Linked DNA regions of Mus musculus: region 2 is linked to region 1. The links are chromatin contacts, found by Hi-C or POLR2A ChIA-PET in ENCODE. All regions are on one chromosome and are shown on one strand. Each heading gives the region's core, a stretch centred on a gene start or an enhancer-like site at or near the end of the contact. The rest is flanking DNA. Distances are from core to core; before and after follow the strand shown. Region 1 holds the start of Prdm4 (PR domain containing 4). Region 2 holds the start of Rtcb (RNA 2',3'-cyclic phosphate and 5'-OH ligase).

Region 1 (4,375 bases), core at 671-3,170:
AGCCATCTTGTAAACTATTTAAAATTAAAGAAAGTATTGTGTGGGTACATGATGTATATGGGCACATGATGTGTGTGGGCATATGATGTGTGGGGGCACATGATGTGTGTGGGCACATGTACCATGGCACACATGTGGAGATTAGAGGACAACTTTGTAGAGTTGACTCTCTACTTTCACTAACTTTGGGTGGGTTCCAGGGATCAAAATTCAGGTCATTAGGCTTATATAGGAAGTATCATTACATGCTGGGCTACATCTTCTGTAGCCCGGTGTGGTGGTTTGAATATGCTTGGCACAGGGAATGTCACTATTTGGAGGTGTGGCTTTGTTGGGAGTAGGTGTGTCACTGTGGGTGTGGCTTTAAGACCCTTATTCTACCTGCTTGGACGCCAGTATTCTCCTAGCAGCCTTCAGTTGAAGATGTAGAACTCTCAGCTCCTCCTGCACCATGCCTGCCTGGATGCTGCCATGTTCCCACCTTGATAATAATGGACTGAACCTCTGAACGGATAAGCCAGCCCTAATTAAATATTGTCTTTATAAAGATGCCAGGTCTGTCTAGAACTTACTATGTAAACCAGAATGACCTTGAATTTCTGACCTTCCTGCCTTAGTATCCTCAAGTATTGGTAGTACTCGTGTGCACCACTATGCCCCACCTCTTACTTTTTAAATGCATTTTTACACATGACAAAACTCACCAATCTTTACTATTTGATCAATCTTTATAAACATATACAGGCATGTAACCATTATCCAAAATGGTCCCTCATGTCTGTCTTTCTATATAGGCAATTTCATCTCTTCACCTATCACTAACTTCCAACATCCATCAGAGCTGTTAGTAAAGTCTTGGCCTTTTCTAGAATTTTATACAGACTTCTAGTCTTTTGTTTCTGATGTTTTTTTGCTCAGTGTAGAAAGCTTCTAGAGGTCTACCTACATGCAAATAGCTTGTTACTTTTTATTGCTGCCTAGGGCTCCACAACGGTGATTCAGTGCAACTCTTTATTGGTTGATGACAGATCATTAACAAAGTTGCAAGGAACTTAGTACATATGTCTTTGTACATACATACATACATACACACATGTATATGTTTCTGTATTGGGTAAATACTTAGGTATGATTAGTGAATTGTGGGGTATGGGATATTGCCATAAATAGACTGACAAGGTGGCAAAGAGGGTAAGGCTCTTTAGTCCCTGGTACCCACATGTGGGAAAGAGAGTGTAAGTTGTTCTCTAACTTCTTTTACACATGCACATTTGCTTTCACATCCACCCACCCACTCATATGAATAAACATTATGTCAAAAGTTGGCTACCGAGCAGATGTTGTGGTTCCAATGATTATTCTAAGTAAGCACTGTGCCTGTCCGTGCAGAAGGGACGGGAAGGCAAAGAGAGAAGAAAAACACCTGCACAAATCCCAACATCATCTTTTATGATGTGGGAGCAGGGAAACTTCACACAGGGTAAAAGAGTTTCAGAATCGAAACCCGATTACTCCTGGGCCACACCGCCGTCTGGCCCAATCCTATATTTAAAAACGTTGTGTTATGTGGATTCATGCTTCCCTACTTGAGGCCATGCCATCTGGACAGAAAAGCAGAGTCTGGAGAACGTTGGAGTTCAGAACGCACCCCTAGCACGTGTATCAGTTCTGGTCTCCTAGCAACGGCGGAGCGATTATTCGGCCCTCGATTGGATCGGCACCCAGCTGAGCTGCAACACTCTGGGTGGAGCGTCTCTAAGCCCGCCCACTCCCGGGGCTCTGCGGTTCTCCACACGCAGAGAGGGGGCGGTGCGTATCCCCGGAAGAGCGGGTCGGAGCGCAGGCCGTAGGCAGGTAGCACGGACGCAGAGTGGCTGGGAAGCCGGAAACGGGCCCGGAGTGGCTGAGAAGCCGGAAAGGCGCCCCCGAGGGTGCGGCCCCGTGAAGGCGGCGGGCCTGACCGGGCGGGGCCGGGCGGGAAATGTTAGGAGAGCTGTAAACCGGGCGCGGGGTCCCGGGAGGCAGGAGCGTCCGGGCCGACGTTCGGCCCGATGACGAGCCAGGCGGCCGGGCCAGTGCTCCCCAGCGCGGGCCTCAGGTGGGCGACGCGGCGGGGCGGGCTCGAGCGGCCCGGGGCAGGGAAAGGCCACGGCTGATCGCTCTTCTCTTCTTCCAGGTCGGCCAGTCCGGCTGCCAGCGCTTCTGGGAAAACAGCCCCGGGCGCCGCCCAGCATGCCGGGCCCTCGCCGCGGAGCGCAGCCGCCGGCCCTCGGAGACGTCGGGCAGTGCGGGGAGGCGCGGCCACCGGCGGGATGTGGTAGCACGTGACACCGGCCCCATCGCGCACCTAGCAGCCGCCGGCCCCCTGCCCTGGACGTGCAGGTGAGCAGGGCAGGTCCCCAAGGCAGGGCCGAGGGAGCGGGGCGGACGCCGCCGGAGACTCAGTCTTTGTTTGGGTGCCTTCGGGCCACACGTGTGACGCGTAAATGGATTTGAGCACCTGAACCCAATAGAAATATCCAGAGTACTAGTTGGTTCCTGGGGTGATTGTTCTGAGTAGCCGTACATTGTTAGCTGCTTGGCACCTCTTTCCTGTCGTATTTTAGCTTTCGCTATTTTAATTTGGAATGTTACTGTAGTATCATAGTTCTTCACCTTTGGGGGTTTGCGGGTTACTGTAGCCAGGGATGGTGGAGTGCGGAGGTGAAGTTTTTAAATTGTGCAAGTCTCCTGAACTAGAAGGTACTGTGTTAGCGGAGTAGTAAAGACGGAGCAGTATTTAGCTGGGTTCCCCCCCCCCCCGCCCCCAAAAGCTTTTAAAAGGCTGTCAATATAGCGGGGAAGAGAAAACGTATTGACTGAAATTATTGGAGCTGGTTGATGCATTTTGTAAAGTGGCTGTATTCCTGTTAGTTTCTTAAATGTCATTTCCAGAAAACAGCGCGAGGTTTGCAACCAACAATTGATCAACTTCGGTCAGTTAGAAACATAAAAACAGCTAAGAATAATTGGCAGAAGACACAGTGACAAGACAGAAAGAACTCAGTATCCTTTAGGCCTTCTTAGGACGGTGATATGAGGTTGGTAGAATGGCTGTGCCTTGTTGAAGGGGAAGGTCCCTTGGGAGTCACTGTGTGCAGCATTCCTTCCTGGTGTCTTCTGTCTTTGAGTACTTGTGACCTTTGGTTTATGGCTGTTGAGGCCATCACGTTTTGGGGACTCACATCAAACAGAAATCTGCTGAGCCTCTGTTACTAAAGTCTTGTTTGAACGGGTGTGAGAAGGTCCAGAATTTCACACGAGTTATTATTGATGATGACATTGTATAGACGTTCAGGAGCTTTAAGAATAGGAGGTGAAGCCACACACTTAACTCTGCTCTAATAAGTTACTGTAATCTGTATGTTGTATTTAGGCCTTGTGGTTCCAGTGATGGTTGTATTTTAGGTATGGTTGCAGGTGGGAGAATTTAGAGAAGTCTGTTTTAAACTAGCTGGGGCCTAGAGACTTTGCTAAAGTAGCAGTGGCTTCTTTAGGTTACACAGAGTTTCCATTCTTCGTGAGAAGTAACATCCTTTTGTTGATCTTTGGTCCTTCAGATAGTGTACCTCATTTTCCATGTGGTTCTAGCTGTCTCTCTGGGTGATGAGTGGGCGTGGCTTGAACATTTTTTTGGATGTAGTTGATGTCCAAAAGCTAGTTTTATGATTACCATATAGATGGAGTGTAATTCTAGAAATAGGTCTGTGAAAAACTTTATACCCCACAGTTAAGCCAGGTTGTAATGTAAACAGGACTCGGAAAAAAAGCAAGAACAGTTTTGTTTGTAATTTGTTTCTAGGCTAAGAGAGTGGAAATCTTAAATTAGGTTTGACTTCAAAACTCAGCTGTACCCCTGACTAGTTAGGTGATTTTAAACTTGGTGTGTGTTGGGGGGGAGCAGGGGGGTTGGTGGTTTTTTTGTTTTAAACCTCAAAATCTAGGCTTTCTTATCGTTAAAAGGGGACTAAGGTACCATCCCAGGGCTGGGGAAATGGCCCAGTGAATAAAAGCAGCTATGTAGGGAGGCTGGCAATTCCAGTTCGATCGCTCACATAAAAAAGCTATATGCAGGAATGTGCATCTGTAATTCTAGCAGTCCTCTGGGAGATGGGAGTTGGATACAGGCGGTCACAGCAACAAGAGGGACCCCGCCTCACCAACGTGGAAGTTGAGAACTACCTCCTGACCACTAAATACATCCACAGCCCTTTCAACCCGTGTACATGTATGTTAATTAAAGAAGAATAACAAAGTCGATCAGCAGTGTGGTTGCTATGACAAAATCCATGACAAGAAGCCACCTAAGAGAAGACCGTTTACTTTGATGAAGCCC
Region 2 (4,375 bases), core at 1,346-3,845, 41 kb before region 1:
ACAGCCTTCAGTCCCCCAGAAACCAGAAACCTGGAAGATGAAGACCGTGCATCCTGGATATTAAAGCCCTTGTGGAAAAGGTCTCCTTCTGGAGCCCTGAGAGACCTAGAGTAAGGTCGACAGTTAAAATGATGAACAGGAACAAGGTAGTGGGAGTGGGGTCTGTGTATGTGAGCATGTGTAAGCACATTGTGTGCCTGTGTTTAGCCTTTGTGGGAAAGAGTAAGGCATGTGGATCCGACCAGGTGGTAAGGTTGTAAGGAACTTGTCTGTATTTGCATTGGTAGGTGTGTGTGTGTGTGTGTATGTGTGTCTGTGTGTGCCTCTGTGTGTGGTGTGTATCTGTGTGTGTGTGTGTCTGTGTCTGTGTGTGTGTCTGTGTGTCTGTGTGTGTCTCTGTGTCTGTGTTTGTGTCTGTGTCTGTGTGTGTGCCTCTGTGTCTGTGTGCCTCTGTGTGTGTATGTATGTGTGTGTGTGTGTGTGTGCCTCTGTGTGTGTGTCTGTGTGTATCTGTGTGTGTGTGTGTGTGTAAGACTATGTCTGCTCTTTAGAGACTTTCTACTTTTATTGGACTTTATGTTTTATGTTTACTATTACTGTCCTGTGCTTAATTAAAATTGTTTTCTAACGATGTCAGAATCTATGTGTGAAAGCTCCTGTCCTGAATTTATTTTAATAAAATATGACAGAAAAATGGAAAAGACTTAATTTTTTTAAAACTTCGGCAAAGACTGAAGTTCTACAAACACCAATACTAAAAGGGAGCCGAGAGCCCCTTAAATCTTTCCTATGGTTGTCCTGTGTCATTTGTTTATGTTTGTGGATGTGTCCTTTCAGTGATTGGATGAAATGAGGGCTGGAGAGATGGCTCAGCAGTTTAGAACATTGACTGCTCTTCCAGAGGTCCTGAGTTCAATAACCAGCCACCACACGGTAGCTCACAACCATCTGTAATGGGATCTGAGGCCCTCTTCTGGTGTGTCTGAGGACAGCTACAGTGTACTCACATAAATAAAATAAATAAATCTTTTTTTAAAAAGATTGACTGAAATGGTAGTGCAGCTTATTAAACCTAGGCAGTTCACAGTTGACATTAGTGTCATTAATCAGCAGGGTGAGACTGGACAGGGGAGCAGGAGAGTGGGACAGCCAGGGTGGATATGTAAAAATGAACAGAAACCACACCCTTTGCTTAACTCCTTAGGTTACTGGGGGATAGAAGAGGGCTGTATAAGTACTTAACATCCTGGTCTAGTTACTCCTCCAGTTTCATGTCTGTGACCTTCAGAGCCACTATGAATAATTATGATCCCATTTCATAGAAGTGAAAACAGAGGAATGTATCACACAAAGGTGGTAATGGCATAGGCGGAACCTGAACCCAAGTCTTCCTGATTGCTATGGTGGTGTTTTTCACAGGGTAGGACTATCCTGCAAATCACTGCCAGCTTTCTTATCCCAAGAGCAAGAGTCAATTAAGTTTAAAGGTACAGACACAGGACACAGTCCAAACAAAGCTATGGAACACAGTGATCCCTGAAAGAGGGATTTATCCATCTTTGTAGGGAATTGCTGGCCAGAGCAGATTTCCTTCACAAGCATTTGTAGAAATAAATGATACAGTGTTGTGATATGCTTCTTTTGGATGCTCATTTTGTAATGGAGTGTTTGTTGTACATCTTCAATCTCATTCTGATACATTGCAAACGTCATTAGTATTTTATCTTGCTCAGCTGTTTCACTAATGTTCATGGGGCATGAACTCCAAACTGTATGTTCTATATAGCAGTTGACCTGATCCAGGGTGAAGAGGTTTCAGGAGCAGCTCAAAAACATTCTTAAAGCAGTATGTCTTCAATAGCAGCAGTCAGGAGACATTGGCAAGGGTATCTGTGAGAGTTCGAAGCCAACCCGGATACATAGGCTCACCAAGGCTAAGTATCGAGATCTTACTTTAAAAAAGGGGGGGGGGTGAAGGGAGGGAGGGAGAGAGAAAGGGGGAGGGGGGAAGAAAGGAAAAAGAGAGAGAAAGAAAGAAAGAAAGAAAGAAAGAAAGAAAGAGGGGAAGAAAGAAAGATAGAGGGAAAGAAAGAAAGAGGGGAAGAAAGAAAGAGGGGGAGAAAGAAAGAAAGAAAGAAAGAAAGAGGGAAAGAAAGAAAGAGGAAAAGAAAGAAAAGGAAAGAAAGAAAGAAAAAAGGAAGGAAGGAAGGAAGAAAGACAGACAGACAGACAGACAGAAAGAAAGAAAGAAAGAAAGAAAGAAAGAGGGAAAGAAAGAAAGAGGGGAAGAAAGAAAGAAAGAAAGAAAGAAAGAAAGAGGAAAAGAAAGGAAGAAGGAAAGAAAGGAAGGAAAGGAAGGAAGGAAGAAAGAAGAAAGAAAGAAAGAAAGAAAGAAAGAAAGGAAGAAAGGAAGGAAGAGAGAGAGAGAGAAAGAAAGAAAGAGGGAGAGAAAGAAAGAGGGGGGGGAAGTGCAAGTGAAGACTAGCGCTGTAATTCATTGTAACGAGATGATCAGGACTCGCGCGAAGAGTTTTGAGCCTCGGCGCTTGCCATCTTCCCTCCTGGAGCGGAGCTGGTCGCGCCTGCGCCCTGAGAGGCGGCGCTGCGTGGAGCGGGTGGACTGCGGGGTGGTTTCTCTTTCTAAGCGTAGCCAGGAGCTATCGCTGGCCTCGCCGCCACCATGAGTCGTAACTACAACGATGAGCTACAGTTCTTGGACAAGATCAATAAAAACTGCTGGAGGATCAAGAAGGGCTTTGTGCCCAACATGCAGGTGAGTTGGGGCAGCGGCCTTGGGAGCTGCAGGCCGCGACTCCGCCGCGAACCGGCGGCCTCCGCCCAGCGCAGGGCTGCGGGGTTCCAGGTCTCCCTCCTCTGCAGACTGCACGCGCCAGGTCCACACACACGAGGACAGACGGACGCAGCGTGGGGGCTCACGCGTGTTTTCCCCACGCACCATCAGACACGGTGTTCCTGGTCTTCCGAGATTTCTGTGGACTTTCCCAAGTTGGCACCGCCAGCCAGGAACTCTGTTTCTCTTGAGTCCTGATATTTAGTTAACGTTTACAGATGGCATTCTCCAAACTTAACTGGGTTTTAACGTAACGACAATCGGCATGATTCGAGCTTTTAATATGCTCTTGGCGGAGGACCCCCGAGTTGGTGGGTAACTTATCTGTACCCATCTAGGAAGACAACCCTGAATTCGTATCGAGTCCACTTCTCTCAGCCTGAATGATGTGTTTCAGCTGAAGGCTTGGGAGCCAGAGACCAGGATCTGAAACCCTGGGCCTGCTGTCGCCACCGCCGTGTGTACTCGAAAGTTCCGATAAACGTTGAGGAAGAAAACACTTGTGAGGTTTTGGCACATGTGTTAAGTGACACCGTCTCATAAATGCCATGAGAATGCAATAAAGATTTGCAGTCCTTTGTCTTAGTAAAAAGTTTCTGATAGGCTTCGCTTGGTGGCTCGGGCCTATAATCCCTGGAGGCTGGGAAATGGAAGATCCATTCAGGACTGGTTACACAGAGAAGCCTTGCACCACTTTGCAAGGTATACTAGGGAGAAAAAGTCCACAGCAGTGAAACAGTATTTTCCTTTGTTGTGTGGAAGAAGGGAAGGCTGGTTGGTAGAGTCTTGCTAATTTATTAAGTGACACATGAAAATTGTACATTATATCCGTGTGTGTGTGTGTGTGTATAATATATATACGCATATATTATATACATATATATTATACACACATACATATTATATATATATATATATATGATGCTTTTTATAATGCGTAAGTTATATAATAGCAAAATCATGATAGACATATCGCCTCAGAAATTTGTGAGCAGTTTTTCCGTTTTGAAGATCGTTGATTAGATTTTACGGGTTGGACATTTCCAGTTTAAACCCAGATCTAAAATGCTCTAAGATCCTTTTAGATTGTGACTGGAAGTTTTCCTCTTAAAAGACGCAACGTGGCAGCTTCATGCAGAATGAAGCACTTTGTGTGGTATAGACGTTCATGCAGAATGAAGCACTATGTGTGGTATAGACGTTCATGCAGAATGAAGCGCTATGTGTGGTATAGACGTTCATGCAGAATGAAGCGCTATGTGTGGTATAGACGTTCATGCAGAATGAAGCGCTATGTGTGGTATAGACGTTCATGCAGAATGAAGCGCTATGTGTGGTATAGACGTTTATGCAGAATGAAGCGCTATGTGTGGTATAGACGTTCATGCAGAATGAAGCGCTATGTGTGGTATAGACGTTCATGCAGAATGAAGCACTTTGTGTGGTATAGACGTTCATGCAGAATGAAGCGCTATGTGTGGTATAGACGTTCATGCAGAATGAAGCGCTATGTGTGGTATAGAC

What was found. A loop is a pair of places that touch in the nucleus more often than their neighbours do. ChIA-PET counts read pairs that join two places held with the same protein, here RNA polymerase II (POLR2A).
Region 2: a loop to region 1 is called in a map of heart, with 5 times the contacts of the local background. The contact joins the promoter of Rtcb here to the promoter of Prdm4 in region 1. A Hi-C loop is called at or near these places in 11 of 37 maps with a recorded cell type or tissue (T-helper 17 cell, adrenal gland, gastrocnemius and 3 more). POLR2A ChIA-PET finds 5 or more read pairs at or near these places in 3 of 5 experiments (Patski and embryonic stem cell).

Annotation. Positions count from the first base shown.
Region 1 is chr10:85,914,531-85,918,905 of GRCm38, reverse strand. Prdm4 (PR domain containing 4) reads left to right here and starts at 1,920. Exons shown (of 12, transcript NM_001302886.1): 1 at 1,920-2,098; 2 at 2,177-2,382.
Region 2 is chr10:85,956,013-85,960,387 of GRCm38, reverse strand. It overlaps Rtcb (RNA 2',3'-cyclic phosphate and 5'-OH ligase), which reads left to right and starts at 2,595. Exons shown (of 12, transcript NM_145422.4): 1 at 2,595-2,773. The coding sequence starts at 2,681. It overlaps Bpifc (BPI fold containing family C), which reads left to right. Exons shown (of 16, transcript NM_177772.4): 16 at 1-697.